2 separate regions of the Homo sapiens genome follow, and region 1 is linked to region 2. A link is a contact called in ENCODE Hi-C or POLR2A ChIA-PET data. All regions are on one chromosome and are shown on one strand. Each heading gives the region's core, a stretch centred on a gene start or an enhancer-like site at or near the end of the contact. The rest is flanking DNA. Distances are from core to core; before and after follow the strand shown.

Region 1 (4,065 bases), core at 1,498-3,997, 320 kb before region 2:
GCCTTCCTGTCTGAACTCGGCAGGGACAGGCTGGCTGGGTCGACAGAGGCATCTGCCTGGCAGTTGGGGGCCTGTGAGAATAGCTCTAGTTCTCACCCAGCAGCCTGAGTTGTGGCCTGGGCAAGACCTAGTGAAGGCACACGTTAGTCACAGCAGCCTGGGTGGGGAGGGGGCAGGCATGGGGAGTTCCCTGTGGAGTTCTGGGCAGAAGAGAAGAGCTCAGCTATCACTGTGTGACTGGTAGGGCAGAGTGAGGAGGGGCGTTAGGCCAAGTGCCTCTCTTCCCCTTGGTCGTTAGTCGAGAGCCTCAGGGAAAACGCCAGCCTTCCTGATCTGATCTAATTTCGAGCCCCCCTGCTGTGTGACAGAATGATTCTCTCTGCACATGGTCAGCCGCAGATTTTTCTCAAGGTGAAAGCAATTAGGGCTTCATTCCCTCCTCCCCCAGCTGCTAGAAATAAAAGGAAGATGGAAGAGAAGCTTCTGCCAAGGTCAGCCAGAATGCCCAGTCCTGTTCCTGTAATTGGCTCTGCCACCTGCTCACACCTCTCACAGGTTGTTGTGGTCTCAGGCATTTTGGTGTCCCCCAGGGCTGAGGCAGTGAAGACAGCAGGAGCTACTGCTTTTACATCTCTCTCCAGGACAAGAAAGAGGGCATCTTCACCCTGCCCTGGGTGGGGAATGTGCAGGAACTGTGTGAGCCAGGCCTGGGCGGCACACACAGATGGAGCTGAGCTGTTCTCTCCTTTCTCTGGAAGAATCAAAACCCAGGCAAGAGAAAAGTCATTGGAAGGTGGGAGAACTCATTCATTTGGTCAACTGCTAAACCAAGCACTTTGCTAGGCGTTCCTGGTCCCTGTAGTCTTGGAGCCAAGGGGAACAGAGTGGGTGCAGGAGGTGGAGGGATGGGGAAGTCAACGGGCAGGCAATTCCAAAGGTACCAAATGTCACAAAGGAGGACAGCAGGATACCACGGGAACCTGACCTACGATAGAAATTAGGTTCTTGGCTTTTTTTTTTTCCTTAATTTTTAAATGTATTGTCATAGAGATGAGGTTTCACTGTGTTGCCCAGGCTGGTCTTGAACTCCTGGGCTCAAGCAATCCTCTCTTCTTGGCTTCCCAAAGTACTGGGCTTACAGGTGTGAGTGACCAACCACATCCAGCCTTATTTTATTTTATTTTATTTTATTTTATTTTATTTTATTTTATTTTATTTTATTTTATTTTATTTTATTTTATTAGAGAAAGGGTCTTGCTTTGCTGTCCAGGCTGAAGTGCAGTAGCATGAACAGGGCTCACCGCAGCTTTGACCTCCTGGGCTATAAGTGATCCTCCTGCCTCATCCTCTAGAGTAGTTGGGACTACAGACATGCTCCACCATGCCTGGCTAATTTTTAAATTTTTCAGAGAGACAGGGGTCTCACCCTGTTGCCCAGGCTGGTCTTGGCCTCAAGCAATCCTCCTGCCTTGCCTCCCAAAGTGCTGGAATTTCAGGCGTGAGCCACTGCACCAAGCCTACCCCGTTTTTAAGAGTCTCGGGCTGGGTAAGGTGGCTCATGCCTGTAATCCCAGCACTTTGCAGTGTAGTGGCTAGTCTCTACAAAAAAAAGTTTTTAAAAAATGAGCTGGGCTTGGTGTGGTACACCTGTGTTTCCAGCTACTTGGGAGGCTGAGGCAGGAGGATCACTTACAGCCCAGGAGGTTGAGGCTGCAGTGAGTTGTGTTGGTGCCACTGCACTCCAGCCTGGGTAACAGAGCAAGATCCTGTCTCAAAAACAGATAAAAAAATAAACAAATAGAGATAAAATCTCATGGTAAAATATTTAAAAATAAAGGATAAAAATTGAAATCAGAAGCTCCAAATTACTCCCCACCATCTTCCCTGGTGGTAACAGCTGTTAACAGAGTGTTATGTACTTTTCCGGGGGACTTTCCAAATGTATTCAAGTGTAAGTACATATACAGGGCCGTCCTCTTTAAAAACGGGGTTGTTACTACGCTCCTATCCAGCTGGTGACTTCCCCTGCCTCCACTTCACAATATACCCAGGGCATTTTTTCCATGTTAGTACAGAGAGCTTCACCTCATTCTTTTTGGTGGCTGTGTGGTATAAGGAAGTGATTTTTGAAGGGTAAAACCTGAAGAATAAGTAAGATTAGTAAGGCAAAGGGATGGTTCTCTAAAGCACTGAGCCTGGGAAAACAAAAGCAACATAGATCTCTCTAACTATATCTCCTAATGTCTCCCTTCCTTCTGCGTTTAGACCCCCCGCTCCCTCTGCTGCCACATTTTTCTCTAATTTGCAAAGCAGTTCAGCTGTCTTTGTCTTGCCCTAGCTCTGGAGAGCTTCATTCTTCATGCCAAAGCAACTTATGAAGTATTTTCCCAAACAAAGAACCCTCTACCCAGAGAAAAATTGTGCCACTCCCCTAATAGACAAAAGTAGCTGCAGGCAGTTGTGGTTTAAAATAGCAATTAAGAAAAAAAAAATCTGTTACACCATAAAGCACCTGGCAGTTCATAAATGGTGGTTATTTGTTACTAATATTATTTTACATGTGTTGATGGATGGGTTGGCTGCTGCAAGTTCCTGTCCTTCATCCTGGGGTACCCACCTCTTGCTTGGCCACTTTTCAAGTGTAGGGATGGTTGTCTTACTTGTGTTTGTACCTCTAGCTCTCAGCACAAGGCCTGGCATAGAGCAGACACTCAGGAAGTGAGTGTCGAGTTGAACACTGAAGGGCTGGGTGTGCTGTTCCAAGCAGATACTGAGTCACAGACATTGTGGGCCTGCTGTGATCTGAGCCCCAGTATAGATGCTTTGGAACAGTAGAGAAAACAATCAAAAGAGAGGCTCTTGTCCTGGGGAACTTCATCAAGATGGGCCTCATGAAACTGTCACATCATATCACAAATTGTAAAGCATCCACAGTCCCTGGATCAGTACTAATTTTGGCTTTGGGAAGAGGGGATAAACTTTCCTTCACCCCCACCTTTAGGTATAAAATAGATACGGTAATGTGCACAAACCTTAAATGAGCAACTAGATGAATACTTTCTGTTTTTTTTTTTTTTTTTTTTGAGACGAAGTCTCGTTCTTGTCGCCCAGGCTGGAGTGCAATGGCGTGATCTCAGCTCACTGCAACCTCCACCTCCCAGGTTCAAGCAATTCTCCTGCCTCAACCTCCCAAGTAGCTGTGATTACAGGCACCTGCCACCAAGCCCAGCTATTTTTTGTATTTTTAGTAGAGAAGGGTTTTCACCATGTTGGCCAGGCTGATCTCAAACTCCTGACCTCAGGCGATCTGCTTGCCTTGGCCTCTTAAAGTGCTGGGATTATAGGCCTGACTCACCATGCCCGGCCTACTGTCTGATTTTTTAAATTAAAAATATTTTGTTTTTGTTTTTGTTTTTAGTGACAGGGTCTTGCTATGTTGCCCAGGCTGGAGTATAGTGGCTATTCACAGGTGCAATCATAGCTTACTGCAGCCTCAAACTCCTTGGGTCAAGCAATCCTCTTTCCTCAGGCTCCTGAGTAGCTGGGACTATAGGCACATACCACCACACCCAACTTGAAGTTTTATACATGTATATACCTGTATAACCATCAACCAGATCAAAATCCGGATTATTTCCAGGACCCTAGAAGGTTCTCTTGGCCGCCTTTCAGACATACCCCCTGTCACAATAGAAACGATTATTTCTGACCTCCATTACCATCAACTAACTATACCTGTTTTTGAGATTTTTCTAAATGGAATTGCATGGTGTACATTATTTTTGTTCTGGCTTCTTTCACTCAATATTATAGCTATAAAATTCATCCATGTTAGTACTTAGTACTTGTTTTTTTATGTATGTGGTATAGTATTCTATCAAATGAACATATAACAATGGAGGCATTTGGGTTGTTTCTAGCTTTTGGTTATTCTGAATAATGCTGTTACAAACATTCTTTTACATATGTCTTTTTGGTAGACTCAACCATTTATTTTTCTTGGCTATATATATTTGAGTGGAACTGCTAGGTCAGAGGGGATACGTATGTTTAGTTTTAGTAAAT
Region 2 (4,299 bases), core at 10-2,509:
CTGTGGGGTGCCAGGCTCCCCTCTGAGGATGTCTCCATGAACAGAGCGCAGTTGCCCTCTTGCCCTGCCGTGGGGGAGGGAGCTGCCAGATGAATAAACAAGTGCCTAGGAACGATGAGGACTGGGACTCATGGAGGAAATGGGACAGGGGAAGGGGCTGGAGAGGTGTTTGGGCACCATCGAAGCGGAGGGGCAGGAAGGCCTCTCTGAGCAGGTGGCATATGAGCTGAGAGCTGACTAGCAGGAGGGAGGGATCCCTGTGGCTGTCTGTACTGGGGAATTCCAGAGGGAGAGGCTGGGTGGGGCACTGCAGGAACAGCTTCCAGCCATCAGATGATTTGGCAAGGGTTCAGGGGACCTAGGAAGGGGGGAAGGGGGCATTCTAGGTAGAAGAGAAAGCTGTGCTAAGGGTGCAAAGGCCTGGGGGTGTGAGGGTATAGAGTGTGTCAGAGAACAGCAGTCTGACTGAGCAAGGCGGAAGATGAGAAGGAGAGAGGGAGGAGAAGTGGGAAGGGGTGGCTGGTGCCAGATCACAGGCTGCCTCAAAGACCAGCGTTGGTGGAAAGTGTGCGCCCCACTCAGAGGCAGAGGGAGCCGCATAAGGTGTTTGAGCAAGAGAGTGACATAATCAGAGCTATGCTGGAGGAGAAGAGGGCAGCCATTTGCTGGCTGGCTTGCAGTGAGCCAGGAGGTGGCAGGACGAGTTAGGAGGCTGGTTCAGTAGCTCGGGCAAGAGCAGGGAAGCCTGAGCAGATCAGGCAGAGGGGGCCTGCCAGCCCAGGGGCCTCCCAGCACATGCCACCTCTGTTCTGGGCAGTCCCCTGTCACATCCCCCTACCTCATCCTTCACCTCCCCAGGAGGAGTGACTGATTCTGTTCCTTTGTATCCTTAGGGCCCCCCAGGATCTGAAGGCCTCCCAGGCCCCCCAGGCCCAGCGGTGAGTGAAGGAGGGCATGGGGAGATGTGGTCCTGGTCTTGTCCTGGGGTCTGAGGGCAGGAAGATTAGGTTTCGGCTGCATTGTTCTCTGTGGGTGACAGGGTCCCAGAGGAGAGCGAGGACCCCAAGGTAACTCCGGTGAGAAGGGCGACCAGGTGAGTGACGACTGGGACCTGGCTGCAGGGAGGCAGGGAAGGAGCTGGGTCCCTGGTGATCACCAGCTCTAGTCTCCCCACCCTACCTGTCCTTGGGTTGTGACCTACCTCATGCCCAGAGCCTCACCTGCCAGCCATGGTGGGCAGAGGGGAGGGCAAAGCCCATGGGTTTGAGGGTGCCCCCCCCGTCACTCTTTCCACCTGGGCAGCCAGGCAGGAGAGAGGGGGTGGCACAGCACACTGCCCCTTGCTTCTCACCCTAGGGATTTCAAGGCCAGCCAGGCTTTCCGGGCCCACCGGTGAGTGAAGAAGACACAAAGCCAGCTCTGTCTGATGTGGTCTCATCGGGAGGGGCAGGCCTGACCAGGCCAGGCTGGGGTAGGATGGTCCTGGGGAGAAGAGGGGAGAGGCAGGGGAGAACGGCCTGGGTGGCCAGGCCTGATTCCAGGAACCAGGACCTGGAGAGCCCAGCCTCTTGTGTGGGCCCCAGCCCAGCAGGCCAGGCAGACGTAATGCTCCCAAGTGGTGCTTCTAGGAAGTCAAAATGAATTGCATTAACAACAGTGCATCATGCACAGGAAGAATAAAGAAGGGGAGCTCCCCCTCCAGCCCCACTTTCATTCCTGCCTGCCCCTTTGTTGATACAGGGTCCCCCTGGATTCCCAGGCAAAGTTGGATCACCTGGCCCACCTGGCCCTCAAGCAGAGAAGGTGAGCAGGACCCTGGGTTGGCAAAGTCACAGATCTGAGCCATGCAGCTCCCATGCCCCTGTCCCACCCCTAGCATCAGGCTTTCAGGAAATTCCAAGACTGACCCAGTTGCACTGAGGCTGGGAAAAGAGGCCTCCAGGATGGGCCCAGTGACTACTGGAGGCCGACAGGGCTTGCAGTGGACCAGTGGGCTCCTCGGGATGTCTGCTTGGCCCAGGATGCCTGCGGCCTCTGTGCAGCCCAGGCCCTTGTCTGCTGTGATGGGGGGAAAGGCAGGGAGGTAGGTGGGGAGGAGGCAGGGGGTCTGATGGAGGAGTAGAATGTGATAGGCAGCCCAGGCCACCTTCGTCTCCTGGGCGGGAGGATGAGCGAGGAGCTGAGAGAAGGGGGAAGCACGTCCTGAAGGAGGACACCAACGTGGAAGGGGAATGGGCTCCTCCTGGGTAGCCGTGCTCCAGTTGTCCCCAAGGGCCCAGAGAGGGCAGGGGTGGCCCGTGTCCTGCCTGGTGACAAGGGTTGGGGGAGCAGCAGTTGGCGGAGCTCCTATGCTGGCTGCTCTTGACTTTGGCTTGATAAATGCTGGAGACATGGCTCTGCCTTGGCTTGGGGCTGACATCCCTGTCTCGGCCCAACCTCTGGGCTCCCTAGATGTGCTGAGTGGGTGGTGTAAGAAGCCCGAAGATTGACTTCTGAGCTTGGGGTCGGGGGACCTGGGTTCAGAGGGACAGGTGGGAGCCTCTTTCCCCTGAGCCTTGTGGAGAGCCTCTTTCCCCTGAGAGCACACGCATGAACGTCTCACTGTGCAGGTGAGGAAACTGACACCCACAAGGCTTGGGGCAGCCCAGAGGCACACAGTGGTGTTAGCAGCAGAGCTGAGACTTCCTTCCCAGCTCCAGGAGGACCCGGGCACCTCACTACCTCCCCAGAGCCCATGCTGATCAGCCATGCTTGGGACAGTGGTGGTTGCTAGCCCCCTTCCCCTTCCCCTTCCCCTTCCCCTTCCCCTTCCCCTTCCTTCCCCTCCCCAGGACCTGAGTGGCAGCCCCTGCTCTCCTTAGGCTGGTCATTGCAGAGAATCCCAAACCTCTGGCCAGTGGTTCTTCATCCCAACTGCCAGTGGGGGCCAACATTGGTTGGGGCTCTGCTGACCCCTCCTGGTGGCTGGTGGCATTACAGAGCCCCCGAGTTCATTTTCCCCTTTGCTGGGTCTCTCTAGCGGGATTCCTTCCCTTGACCACCCTACAGCCACTGATCCAGGGCAGCCACCCTCTCCACACTGGGAGAATGCAGCCACCTTCCCCGCTATGCTGCTTGCCTCCCCCCGCCTTTTCTGGTAAACATTCCAATCCATGCATCAGTTCTCATCACTCTTCTGCTTTGAACATTCAATGGCTCCCCAGTGCCTGTAGCAGGGGTTTTCAGACTTTATTTTGTAGTCCCAGAGTCTTTTTATCACATAAAAGCAAATGTAAAAACCTCAATCTATAAAACAAATACAAGCGGAGATTCCCTGGCTAAGACAACGGTGGGGGTCCTAGAGTCCCTCTCTTCAGTCCCCACTTCATGCCCCCAGCTTCTAGGCTCCCCCAGAAGCCCCAGTGCTCTGAGAAGTACAGCTTAAAAACCACTGACTGTTCGATAAAGTTTAGCACAGCGTTCAGGGCCCCCACTCATCATGGTGACTCTTCCAGCCTCTTCTGCCTGCCAGCCCATCCCACAGGCTCCCCCAGATGCCCTGGCCAGGCCAGGCATGTGCCCACTTGCAAGTCTTTATCCTTCTCTTAGGTTCCCTCTGGCATGCACTTTTCTCCTCCACCTGCCCAATCCCAGACATCCTCAGAGTCTAGCATCTGGTGACACTTCTGTGACACTTTCCCTGATCCCCAGCCAGAGGGAACTGCTCCCCGCTCCTGAGCTCCCTGAGCCCCTTTCCACACAGAACACTTAGACTGTTGTATTGCCCCTGGTTGTGTTGGGCCCATGACCCTCACTGGACTGTGAGCTCCTTGAGGACAGGGGCACCCACTTTTTCATCTTGGGGAATCAGAGCCCACATGGTGCTGCGTGCGCTGTTGAGGCCTCTGTGCAGCCCGGGCCCATGTCTGCTGGGATGGGGGGAAAGGTAGGGAGGTAGGTGGGGAGGAGGCAGGGGGTCTGATGGAGTAGAATACAACAGGCAGCTTTCACAGTGGATTGAAGCTGTGCTTTCAGTTCAGCACATGCTACTGAGCCCCTGCCATGCCAGCCCCTGGGTCAGCACTGGAGAAGATGCCCTGTCCCTTCCTCATGGGGCAGCAAGGAAAGGGGATGCTTTGCAGATGAAGACAGATCCTCCTGGGGAGGCGACGTGTGGCACATATGCAGTTAGACAGGGACAGATTGGGCCCAGAAGCCAGCTGTCCTGTTTCCAGCAGTCACCAGGACCCTTGACCCAGGGCCTGGTCTCCATGGGTGGGGCAAAGCCCTGCTGACTTTATTGTGGGGCGGGGGGGGGGG

Evidence for each region. A loop is a pair of places that touch in the nucleus more often than their neighbours do. ChIA-PET counts read pairs that join two places held with the same protein, here RNA polymerase II (POLR2A).
Region 1: a loop to region 2 is called in a map of GM12878, with 6 times the contacts of the local background. The contact joins two enhancer-like sites. A Hi-C loop is called at or near these places in 2 of 168 maps with a recorded cell type or tissue (GM12878 and heart right ventricle). POLR2A ChIA-PET finds 5 or more read pairs at or near these places in 1 of 52 experiments (HepG2).

The regions. Positions count from the first base shown.
Region 1 is chr1:31,983,558-31,987,622 of GRCh38, reverse strand. No RefSeq gene overlaps it. Among named protein-coding and RNA genes, the nearest start is that of KHDRBS1, 28 kb to the left of the region's middle. RefSeq lists an enhancer at 2,201-2,270. Within about 2 kb of position 2,747, at least 9 of the 41 ENCODE cell types and tissues checked have a DNase peak (open chromatin) inside an H3K27ac peak, as active enhancers do.
Region 2 is chr1:31,662,676-31,666,974 of GRCh38, reverse strand. COL16A1 (collagen type XVI alpha 1 chain) reads left to right here. Exons shown (of 71, transcript NM_001856.4): 53 at 894-938; 54 at 1,040-1,093; 55 at 1,357-1,392; 56 at 1,741-1,803. Among named protein-coding and RNA genes, the nearest start is that of PEF1, 20 kb to the right of the region's middle. RefSeq lists enhancers at 96-634, 635-1,174. Within about 2 kb of position 1,259, at least 8 of the 41 ENCODE cell types and tissues checked have a DNase peak (open chromatin) inside an H3K27ac peak, as active enhancers do.